Regions from separate parts of the Homo sapiens genome. Here all the other regions are linked to region 2. A link is a contact called in ENCODE Hi-C or POLR2A ChIA-PET data. All regions are on one chromosome and are shown on one strand. Each heading gives the region's core, a stretch centred on a gene start or an enhancer-like site at or near the end of the contact. The rest is flanking DNA. Distances are from core to core; before and after follow the strand shown. Region 1 has its middle 120 kb from the start of LINC02458. Region 2 has its middle 54 kb from the start of LINC02458. Region 3 holds the start of LINC02458 (long intergenic non-protein coding RNA 2458).

Region 1 (3,560 bases), core at 921-3,420, 63 kb before region 2:
AGACCTAGTCTTCTGTGTGGTGCTTACTTCTCTTTCTCTAAACAAAATAATGTTAAAAGTGCCAATGATAAGAAGACAGCCATAAAAATTGTTTTATGAGCCTCCTCATGCCTTCAATCCTTAAAGAAGCAGAGAATTAAAATATGACTCTGTCAGTCAGGATTCCTAGTTGCAGGGATAGAATCTAGGTCAGCCAATGTAAACAGAAAGAGATTGAATATAAGGTATCAGGTAGCTTGCAGAATGTGAGTGGCCTTAGAAGAACCTAGGTTTCCTGCAGAACATTCTGGAGAATGTGAGATTTAACTTTCCAGCCTGTATCTCACAGCAGGAGGGCATGCTAGGAGATTGAAATGGTTGTTAAATGAACCAGTCTTCAGCATCTGCCACAATTATCATTACCAAATTGTGGCTCATTCTTTTTAAAAAAAAAGTTTAAAAAAATTTCAATAGGTTTATGGGGAACAAGTGGTGTTTGGTTTCTTACAAATGAGTTATTTAGTGGTGATTTCTGAGATTTTGGTGCACCCATCACCTGAGCAGTATACACTGTACTCAATTTGTAGCCTTTTATCCCTCACCCCCCTCCCACCTTTTCTTCTCAGTCCCCAAAGTCCATTGTATCATTCTTATGCCTTTGCATCCTGGTAGCTTAGCTCCCACTTATGAGTGAGAACATCTGATGTTTGGTTTTCCATTTCTGAGTTACTTCACTTAGAATAATAGTCTCCAGTTCCAACCAGGTTGCTGCAGATGCCATTATTTCATTCTTTTTTATTGTTGAGTAGTGTTCCAAGGTATAGAAATATACCGCACAAATTCGGCTCGTTCTTTATTGTTAAGCAGGTGTTTTAGAATATCAGGTCTTGGCTTACATACTGTTAAAAAAAACTTTAGCCAAATTAAATTTAAAATAGTTTAATTGGGCAAAGAATGATTTGCAAATCAGGCAGCCTCCCGAGCCAGAGTGGGCTCAGAGACTCCGGTGCAGCCACGTGGTGGAAGAAGATTTATGGACAGAAAAAGGAAAGTGACATACAGAAAATGGAAGTGAGATACAGAAACATCCAGATTGGTTACAGCTCGATGTTTGTCTCATTTGAACACAGTTTGGACAGCTGGCCACTTTTGATTGGCCAAAACTCGGTTATTGGTACAAGAGTATACTAGAGTCTGTATAGAACTCCATAGGTTATAGTTTATGATATACAGAAAAAACTTTAGGGCAAACTTAAAATATGTAAGGAGGCAGCTTTAGACAAAACTTGATTTAACAATACTGACATAATGATTTCTAAATTGGCCCAGCATTGAAGGAGAGACGTGGCAGTGAACTGACCAGTAAGTGAAACTTTTGTGGATAATTCTGGTAGTATGCTGGCAGAAAACTTAGCAGATTCTGGTCCTCACATTCCTGGGATTTCAGGATTCACAAATCTCTTCCATTTGAAGACACACTTTTATAAAGATAACCTGGTAGCTATAGCAACCCAACACTGACAACTTTGTTTCTGGTGACCCTACTGTTTTTATTTAAAGCACTGTGTTTCTGTAGTGAAGGACTATTTATTGACATTGGAATTTTTGAAAAGTAATATTTGACTACAATATGTTAACTGTAAAGACTCATTCTACCATTAATTATTTTAAAGCATATATTGGGTTAAAACTGTCATTGGCCCTAGGAATCAGCAAATCTTCCTATAAATTCTGAAGCTTGAGATGTCTTAGTTTATGATTAAAAGTATTTCTGTGTAAGTGGAACTGGAATGCTGTAGGCAGGTAATACTGAATAGAATCTAAGACTGATGCATTCTTCTTGGAGTCCTCATTTGTATTCCATGGCAGAACTCACTATAACTGTGCCATTGGGCAAAACATCTAAGCTGTTAAAATAGAGACTCATGGTGCAGTGGCTTAAACAAAATAAGTTTCTCCCTCATGTGTCTGTCCAGAATAGGCAATGCAGGGCTGTTATATTAACTCTGTTATATTTAACACACAGCTTCCATCTCTGTGTCCAAATTGGCTATAGCAACTCTTCTCTAGCTGGTGAGAAGGGGAAAAGAGGAAGTGAAGGGCACATCTCTTCTAGTTAAGGGCAAAATCTACAAGAACCCTTAACACATCATTTCTGGCTCACAGGTTGTTAGTCAGAACTTAGTCACAAAACCACACCCAGTTGCAAGAGAGCCTAGGAATTGCCATCTAAAGTTGGAAAGCTTTGAACCTAGTGAAAATTTGGGTGGGGAATTATATTATTAATAGTAAAAAGAAGGAGCACATAAATATTGGTGGAAGGCAAACAGTCTTTGCTACAATGGCTTGTTAGAAATTGTGAGTTGGTTTTCTCCGTATCAGAGCTGCTTTGTGGGTGGAATTCACTGTGATCATCTGTGCTGGAAGTAGGGCTCCTTGATAGGGTCAGTGAGGAGGGTCTTTTAAATTAATTTCCTGGTATACAGATCAGGTAATAATATAATCTCAGTGTTGAAATGGATCTTAATTGTCACCTAATTCAACCACTCACCTGAGAATCTCACTGAAGCACCTATCTTTTAGACTTGCCCAGTTTCCTATGTGAAAACTAAGGACATGCACAAAGTCACAGAATTATCAGTGACAATCAGGACTAAATCCAGAGAAACTAGTACATTTCAATTTCCTTCTTTTGTTCCTAGATAAATCCTTCTGAGCTTAGTTTCTATTATGCTATGGTCAGAGAAAAGATATTTGTGTTTATTATAAGCTATAACAGTCTATGTGTTTTTACGGTATGTTAAATGCTATAAAATAATTAAGCTATGATATTGATTTATAAGGCCCTTCTTTTGTTATCGTAACAGTGGGGTCTTAATAGAACATAGGTCATGGTTGCACATAATTGGATGATTATATGTTAGTGAAAAGGATATTGAAGTAGAATTCAAATGACCAGACCCACTCTTGGCTATCTAATATCTGTATGACTCCGGGAAAAATCATTGAACTTCTTTGAGGCTTGATGTATTTTTGAAATAAAGAATTGAGCTAGATGGTAAAATACTTAACCATTAACATAGCACATATTCCAACCAATCAAAACGGATGCCAGTCATGAAAAATTCAATTGGGTGGACTAGTGCATCATGGAAGAATGTCACCCAGGTTTAGTGCTATAAATTTTCTCTTGAACCTCAATTGTACACTGTAAAAAGCCATGACCTTAGCCTGCATTTTTTTTTGTTTGTATCATCCTTAGTACTTACATAATGAAAGAGTACATTGAAGCTTCCATCTGACGACTAGATGTTATTTTTAAGCCTCAAGTTTCAAATAAATATCAGAAAAAGTAATGAACGCCTGTAAGATGGTTCTGGAACAATGAGCAAGTATTGTCTATTTAGAAATCCCAGAGTTTCCCAGGTCCTTCTTTAAAGTAAATTTTAAAACAGTGTAGAGACTGGCTTCTAAAATGGCAAGAAATCCATTTAGTCATAAAAGAAACAGTTTCTAGAGCCTAATTCAAAAACCTGTCACATTTCATCACATTTCTAAAGACCTCATTGCCGAAGAGAGGA
Region 2 (3,935 bases), core at 868-3,367:
AAAAATTAGGTTGGTTTTTACCTTATGAGGTGATGATACTTCCTGAGACATGATATGAAGTTAGAATAGATATAAATCCACACAACTAAAAAATAACAAATTTAATAACTTTATAGATGATTGTGTATGATATAATCTCCTCTACCTTATGACTATAATATTTCTGCTGTATTACAATTCAGGATCTTTTTTTCCTGCCATCTTTCTTATATATTAGAAAAATAATTCTGCATTTTGGAGAAAATGGAAAACTTTGAAATATTTTGTTTGAAAATACATTTTCTTTCATTAGTTTTTATCTCACAATCTTTCTACGATAATTTAAGACGTGCTTTCTCCAAACTCCTTTTCTAGCCTTGCCTTTCATTACCCCTACTCTCTTGCCCAATGCTCAATCAAACCAAGCAGTGTCTGTTCTATGAAGATGCCCCATCTTTTCCCATATCCCTGTATTTGCTTATCATGTCTCCTTTGCCTGAGATGCCCTTCCTCCAACATCTCCGTCTACCTAATCCTACTCATGTTCTAAGAGCCAGTTTTGATGCTGCATCTTCTATGCAGATGTGCCTGTAATTAAACTCTCTTTTCTCGTCTGAACAACTATAGCACTTTTAGTTATCTTTTGATGATTATAAGCAATCATGAAGGGCAGACTACAATATTTGTATATTATACATTTTCTTTTCTGGTAGCGTGTCAGCTTGTGAAGAACAAAGATAGTATCTCACTTTGGTTACACTGATATTCCATGAAGGCATGGCACAAATATTTTTGGAGAATTTCTTACGTGTTAGGTGCAGTGCAAGGCTCTTCAGGAATATAGACACATTCATTCCCTGTCCTTGTGGTGGGCATTAAACACAGGGATATTATAAGCATAGTATTTGTGAAATACTAAATTAATTCTTAAGCACTCTTCAAACATGGCACAATTTTTGATCTCTTATGTGGATTAGAAGCTCCAGGGGTCATGGAAAGCAAGCGTATTTTAGGAGTTTACATGCTCCCAATGCTTTTTTAGGTGGCAGCTGACTCTGTACATAGTTTGCATCATGAAAAATTTGGTCAAGTCAACACTGGATCACCAAGAGGGAAGAGTTAGACACTCTTTAAACTGGTAGTTGTATTTGTAAATAATCAGGCTCAGCACTGAAGCTTTTGCTGTTTCCCAGGCTTCCTTGCTCCTTCTTCAGCCAGGCAGTAGAGTGGCAAAATGGGTAAACTATAGTCTGCTTTGGTGTGAGACATGTCTTTGATGATAGACATGGCTTCACTCATTACTAGAAGAGAAGTCTTGGGGTTATCAATTCACCTCATATGAAAAATCAGAATAAGAATACACTCCTCAGTGAAGATTAAATGATAACACCTGTAAAGCCAAGAACAGGGTTTTACAAGCCAAATCCTGCCTGCTGTTTGTTTTGTAAATAAAGTTTTATTAGGACACAGAGATGCCCATTCATAATGTATTGTCTATGTCTGCATTTGGTTACATCAGCAGAACTGAGTAGTCACAGTCAAGACTGTATGGCCCACAAAGCCTAAAATATTTACTATTTGGCCCTTTTGTAGACAGAGTTTGCTGGTTTTGCTGACTGCTGGACTAGAACATAATTCTCCACCTGGAACATGTCTGATACATGTTAATTATAAAAATTATTCTCTTTCTTCACCAGACCTAATCTGTGATTAGAGTGGAAGGGAAAGGTTGGAGAAGGGTTGGCAGAAGAGGAAGTACTATAGCTAATTGCCATTTTTCATTTAATGGAATCTCAAATTGGAATTGAACAGGAGTCTATAACTGAAATGTAACAGAGACCTAAAGAGGTAATTTTTTTTTTTCCTAATTGAAAACTTTTACTGGTCCAGAAACTCTTTTATTTTTCCTCCTGGAAAGTGTTATGAGTCACTGTAGAAGTTACAGTTCATTCCTGATAATGATTGTCATTGGCAGAGACCATGAAATGATTCCATCAGAGCATAGTGCTCCCATTCCAGTCAGCTTTGCTTGCATTGGTATTGATTTCAATTAAAACTAGTTATCTGAATCACTGGGCTTCCTGTTGGCTGCACTCATTGCCCGGTGATGCAAATGGAAAGCTTGTTTTAAACCTACAATATCTGGTTACTTACAACAAGGCCCAGGCAGCTGAAGTATAAACAAAACCCAAGCACCAATCAATGTAGAAAGAAATGATCTTCATTTGCCCTGCATGATGTCATCCATCTTGGGCCTGGCAATTTTCTAACAATTATTGACTATGAGGGCAGGCAAATCTTGTGAATTCATTTTATTCCTTATCAAGGCAGGTAGTCAAGCATATCCAAAAACATTTGATTTGGTTCAATTCCTTGTGTACATATCCTTTCTCTTCTTTTTTTCTTCATTATGTCAACCTTGGTGGGAGGAGTTTGTGTGTTTGCACAAAACACAGAATAATGGCGCTTTGTGTCTGTGTGTTATGCCATGTGTGTTTAGCATTTGAATGGCTATTCTCTTTTACCTATTAGCCTAATTCAGTGATCAGCCTAAGTAGCACATTCCAGAGATCAGACTCCGGTTTTCACAGAATGATTTAGCAATTCGTATCAGAACCAATACTTTATAATAGCAAAACAAACAAACAGATGTTTGTCATTCCCAAAGGTACATGGCACATAAGGCCAAATGTACAGAATATGTTGTAATTTGTGATGTTGTAAATTCACATATTTGAATCCCTGGCCTTAAGCTGTGTAGTGGATCAAGTCACCTAGCTAGAAAGTGAGACTATGTCACTGTGGTACAGATTGACTAGTTGTTTCCCAAACTGCTTTCCTTTTGACACGTAACTAGACTATATTTCCCAGCCTTCTTTGTAGTCAGTTACAGGCTTGTATCTGAGTTGTGGTCAATAAATATGATGAAAGTGATATATAGCTTTTCCAGGCTTAGGTGATAAAACTCTCCTAAATGCAGTCCTCTACTTTCTTTCCCTATCTCACACCTGTAAGGAGAGGACTCCAAGGACATAGAGGAGGGTGGGATGGCAAGATAGAAGAAGGCTGAGCTCCTGAAAGAGTATGTGGAGCAGAACTTCTAGCCCCACCCTCCTGCCACTACTAACGCACACTGAATTAGGATGAGATCAATAAATAAAAATTTATTGCATTAAATCACTGAGATTTAGGGTTGTGCGTTATGATAGTTAGTCTAGCCAGATTCATGTCCTGGCTGACTGTCATTCTTCTATGTGGCACTGCTCTTTTTTATTCATCATCTTTACAAATGGAGTTGCTTTGATGACATCCTACTTTGCTGTATTTTATGGAATAGATAATAGGCTATAAAGGTATTTGGAAATGTGAGGATTTGTGAAGATGTGTGGATATATCCATTGAGAATATGAATGCTCTTAAGTCGTGTTTTCTCCACATCATTCCTGTGTTGTAGGTAACTTGTTTAATGTCAGGGTAACAATGAGGGCTGGATGTCTTAGTTCAATTTTACAAGTAGAACTTTTTTGTAGAAAGCTCTATTATTTTGCCTTCATAGGTCTATAACTCTATATTCATTGAGCCAATTTATATATGAAATGTTTAACTTAGTTATTGAGCAGAATAACGCAAATTATATTTTGGTTTGTTGGACTGAACACTTGTATTTGATAGGGGTGTTTGTATGGCATCAGGGAGGAAAGTGTAAGGAAGTTATTTCCAGATGAGGAATCTGGATGTAGTTGATTATATTGTCAGCATCCTTTCTGCCCCTCCCTCTCAGTCCTGCCTCTTTGTTTTCACAAATGAAATGTGAATGAAAGTGTGATGTGACATTTCCAAGCAAAAGCTTTAATGGAGCTGCACTGTTTCCCTCTGCCACTGCCTTGCATGATCCAGAGAGGGGCTGCAACTTTAACTTTGGTTGTAGAATGAGGAGGTTGCAAAGCATTGGCTCA
Region 3 (3,695 bases), core at 412-2,911, 53 kb after region 2:
CCATCAGAAGTGTATTAATATCCATTCATTCAAATCTTTACCAATGTCTGGCAATGTCAGACTTCTGTATTTTTGTGCATTTAGTTTTTCACAGGTGTACTCTCTTCCTGATGTCTATTCTGTTCTGGTCAATAAATTTGACTCTGTGTCTATACCACACAGTATTAATTATTCTACTTTTGCCTTTTTTTCTCTTTTTGACAGAGTCTTGATCTGTGGCCCAGGATAGAGTGCAGTGGTGTGATCTCGGCTCACTGCAACCTCCGTCTCCCGGGTTCAAGTGATTCTCATGCCTCAGCCTCCCAAGTAACTGGGACTGCAGGCCCGCACCACCATGCCAGGCTAATTTTTTAGCATTTTAGTAGAGATAGGGTTACACCATGTTGTCTATGCTGGTCTTGAGCTCCTGAGCTCAGGCAATCCACCCATTCAGCCTCCCAAAGTGCTAAGATTACAGGCATTAGCCACCGTGCCGGGCCGGCTTTTTATGCAACTTGTCTTGACAACAAATTATCAATGTTCTCAAAATACACTTTGGGATTTTGCTTTTCAAAAGAGGCCAATGCCACCTCAATCACAGCTTTCAAACCTCCTAGCTCAAGGTTCAATGTCCTTTTCCTAGAGTCAGACAGTTGGCCCTGCCAGATTGCTGTGCACTGTCTCAGAGTATGATAGGACAATATTGGAGGTCCCAGATGTCTGCTCCTTCTGTCTCCAAGAGCCATCCTGGTCAACACCGTGTTGGCAGGTCAAAATATGTGCTGCTTGGCCATTTGCCCTTTTATGCATGATCCTGTAAATATCTGTAAGCCACCACTTACTTATCTACTCTCCCAATTATGAGCACCCAGGTTACCTCCAGTTGCTGGACACTACAAACCACACTGTCATCTTTGTGCATATATGCTTGCAAGCCTGTGTGAGGATTTATTTGAGATATATGCCCAGGAATGAAATGGCTGGATCATAGGTTATGTAGATACTTTATCTGCTTAAATAAGAACAGCAGCACCAATGTACACTTTCACATTACTCAACATCTTTACCTATGTGTCTCTGCATGCACAGGTATAAAGTCTGGAAAATTACAGTTTTGGCCTTACTCACACAACTTCCTGAAAATAATTTCTCAACCCTAGTCCCCATACATCATGAAAAGAGCCTTTCCTTATGACAATGTGGACTTGTGCTTCTTTGTCCCACCAGGTCCCTATCTATCTTTCTGCCTCCTCCCTATGCATGAAGCACCTCATCCTCAAATTTGGGGAGATCCTGTCCAATTTAAAAATTCTGCTACTCAATCATACTAAAATAGAAAGCTATGATTGATTTTGATGAGTATGACTATCTATTTGGGGTGGGAAGAAGAGATGAACATGGTTTGTTTTTTAGATGGTAAAAACAACTAAATAGAACACTAAGAGATGTGAGCAAGCACTAGAGTGGTGCCAAAATTGTTCTTCGCTCTGATCCCTCCGTTCAACAGATCTATAAAGCCCTTCCCAGTCTCTCTTCAGATGCCAGGGCTACGGGATTCCACTGGCTGTAGCACCTCATCGCCTGCTGTAGGCTCCATGACTCGTTTCCAGTCTGCCATCTTGTGGTCCTTCCTGTTGCTGCATTCATACTGGTTTACCGAGAGGGCAACAGTGGATTTAGTAGACTTCACGTAGCTTGCGTCGCTGCTCCTGTCTCCGTGTAACTCACAATAAAGAGATTTTGGCATCAACCGTGAGCTTAGGGGTAGAAGGGTATATGTTAGGAGGTGGGAGCAGAATCAATTCTTCAAATCTTAATGATGTAAGTCATAAAGATGTTTCCTCGAGCCACTGTTGATTCATTGTTAATGATTCATTGTTAATGATTCATTACTGCGTTTTCTGCAACACTAAGAAACCGTTGTTTCTACTAACTTTATAAAAAACATATAAGATAAAGAACAAGTGAAAATCCAGATTTTTTTAATGAGGTATGTATACCTTCGTGGAAAATTTGAAGACAGAGACAATGTTTTACTATTTTCATTTTTGCACCTACAGTTTCTAGCATAGGCTTGGCATCTTGTAAATATTCAATAAATGTTTGTTGAATGAGTGCGTTAATTGATTCTCCTACCAGTCTGAGCTATCAGTTATGTCTCTGTGGCTAGATGGACACCATGTCTTCCATCCCTGCCAAGAGTTCAACTGAATTCAAGTTTATAAATGGAAATGTGTGTGTATGAAGGAATTAAAACAATTCAGAAAATATAAAGTTTTAAAAACGACCTTTCCTAGACATAGTCATTGTTAATAACTGGGTATGTATCTTTCTAGACCTTTTCAATATTTCTATGTATTTACATATATAAATATACAAATCTATACACACATATAGATTTATTAAAACATAAAAGGGGTTTCTTTGGGAAATAGTTCTTGAATTTGCTTATTTTTCTTACAGTTAATACGTGTAGGAGATCATTCCATGTCCATATGTAGAAGTCTATAGCATTCTGTTTGGCAGATGGATAGCATTACATAGTATAAATGTCTCATAATGTTAAAATCATTTCCCCTTTAGTGGAAATCTTTGTTCTTACAATGTTTTCCTGTACAATTCTTGGCCATGAAACTTGGTACACAAATGTGTCTTTCTGTAGGTCAGTGTCCATGAAGTGGGGTTGCTGGTCAAAGTATATATTGTATTTAAAATTTTTCACGAATACTCCTAAATTTATTATGAATTGATACAAAGGCCTTGTCTCACGAATTAAGATTAATAAGAAATACGGAAATCATTATTACTTTTTAATTTTTAGGGATGTATTTGACATGATCCTAAATAATGTGGCTGGCTGAACTTCCTGTTTCCTAATCATTTGTATATCTTCTAGATACTTCTATATATGCTGGCTTGAAAAACTGGCACAGAGAAGCATAACTGGGCTTGGTTTTTCTTTTTCTCGTTTCTCCTATGGAGAATTCTAAGCAGCAGGTAGCACCCTGGAGCACTGTGTTTGAGCTCTGAGAGCGGTCCTTCTATGGATTCAACTGGTTCACAAAAGAAAACTTTTGCAGTATCAATATTTGATATATGTTTGACTTCATATTATTACATGACATTTCTTTTTGTCATGAAAAATGAATACTTATTTATTATAGAAAATATTAAAAATGCAGAAAAGTGTTAAAAATATAGAAATAAACTATAGTCTCATAAACCAGTGATAACTAACCTTAACATTTTGGTTTATATCTTACTAGATGTATACTGTTTTTAAACAAAATTGGGATGACACTATATTACCATTTTATAATCTGTTTTTTTCTCTCTACCTAAAAATATATTACAAACTTTCTGCCATATTAATATGGCATCACTTCAATGATTGGTTTAGAGAAAGCATAACCGTATAACACTTTCAGCTTACTCAGAATTTACAACTAGATCTCTGATGCTTCAAACTCATTTAAACACATATGATCTAAGGCAGAGAAATCCTACCTGTATGTTTGTATGTTCTCTGTCACTAATTAGAATAGCTATATCTTTCTGAGTAGTTACTACATACTAAATGTTTTGCAAAGCATGTGACATTATTTCTAATTGTCAAAACTACCTTCAGAAGTAGGTATTATTGTCAAAATTTTGCAGAAGAGGAAACTGAGATTCAAAGAGTTTCAGCAAATTGCTCAAGGACGCACAGTGAGAAA

Evidence for each region. Hi-C counts contacts between places; a loop is a spot of excess contacts on that map. ChIA-PET counts read pairs that join two places held with the same protein, here RNA polymerase II (POLR2A). Pooled maps may share reads with other maps.
Region 1: a loop to region 2 is called in a pooled map, with 7 times the contacts of the local background. The contact joins two enhancer-like sites. A Hi-C loop is called at or near these places in 1 of 37 single-sample maps with no recorded cell type and 8 of 50 pooled maps. POLR2A ChIA-PET finds 5 or more read pairs at or near these places in 2 of 52 experiments (WTC11 and common myeloid progenitor, CD34-positive).
Region 3: a pooled map shows a loop between it and region 2 (2.6-fold over the local background). The contact joins the promoter of LINC02458 here to the enhancer-like site in region 2. A Hi-C loop is called at or near these places in 3 of 50 pooled maps. POLR2A ChIA-PET finds 5 or more read pairs at or near these places in 2 of 52 experiments (H1 and activated CD4-positive, alpha-beta T cell).

The regions. Positions count from the first base shown.
Region 1 is chr12:89,134,746-89,138,305 of GRCh38, reverse strand. No RefSeq gene overlaps it. Among named protein-coding and RNA genes, the nearest start is that of LINC02458, 120 kb to the right of the region's middle. Within about 2 kb of position 2,170, at least 3 of the 41 ENCODE cell types and tissues checked have a DNase peak (open chromatin) inside an H3K27ac peak, as active enhancers do.
Region 2 is chr12:89,071,358-89,075,292 of GRCh38, reverse strand. No RefSeq gene overlaps it. Among named protein-coding and RNA genes, the nearest start is that of LINC02458, 54 kb to the right of the region's middle. Within about 2 kb of position 2,117, at least 2 of the 41 ENCODE cell types and tissues checked have a DNase peak (open chromatin) inside an H3K27ac peak, as active enhancers do.
Region 3 is chr12:89,017,658-89,021,352 of GRCh38, reverse strand. LINC02458 (long intergenic non-protein coding RNA 2458) reads left to right here and starts at 1,661. Exons shown (of 3, transcript NR_038385.1): 1 at 1,661-1,800.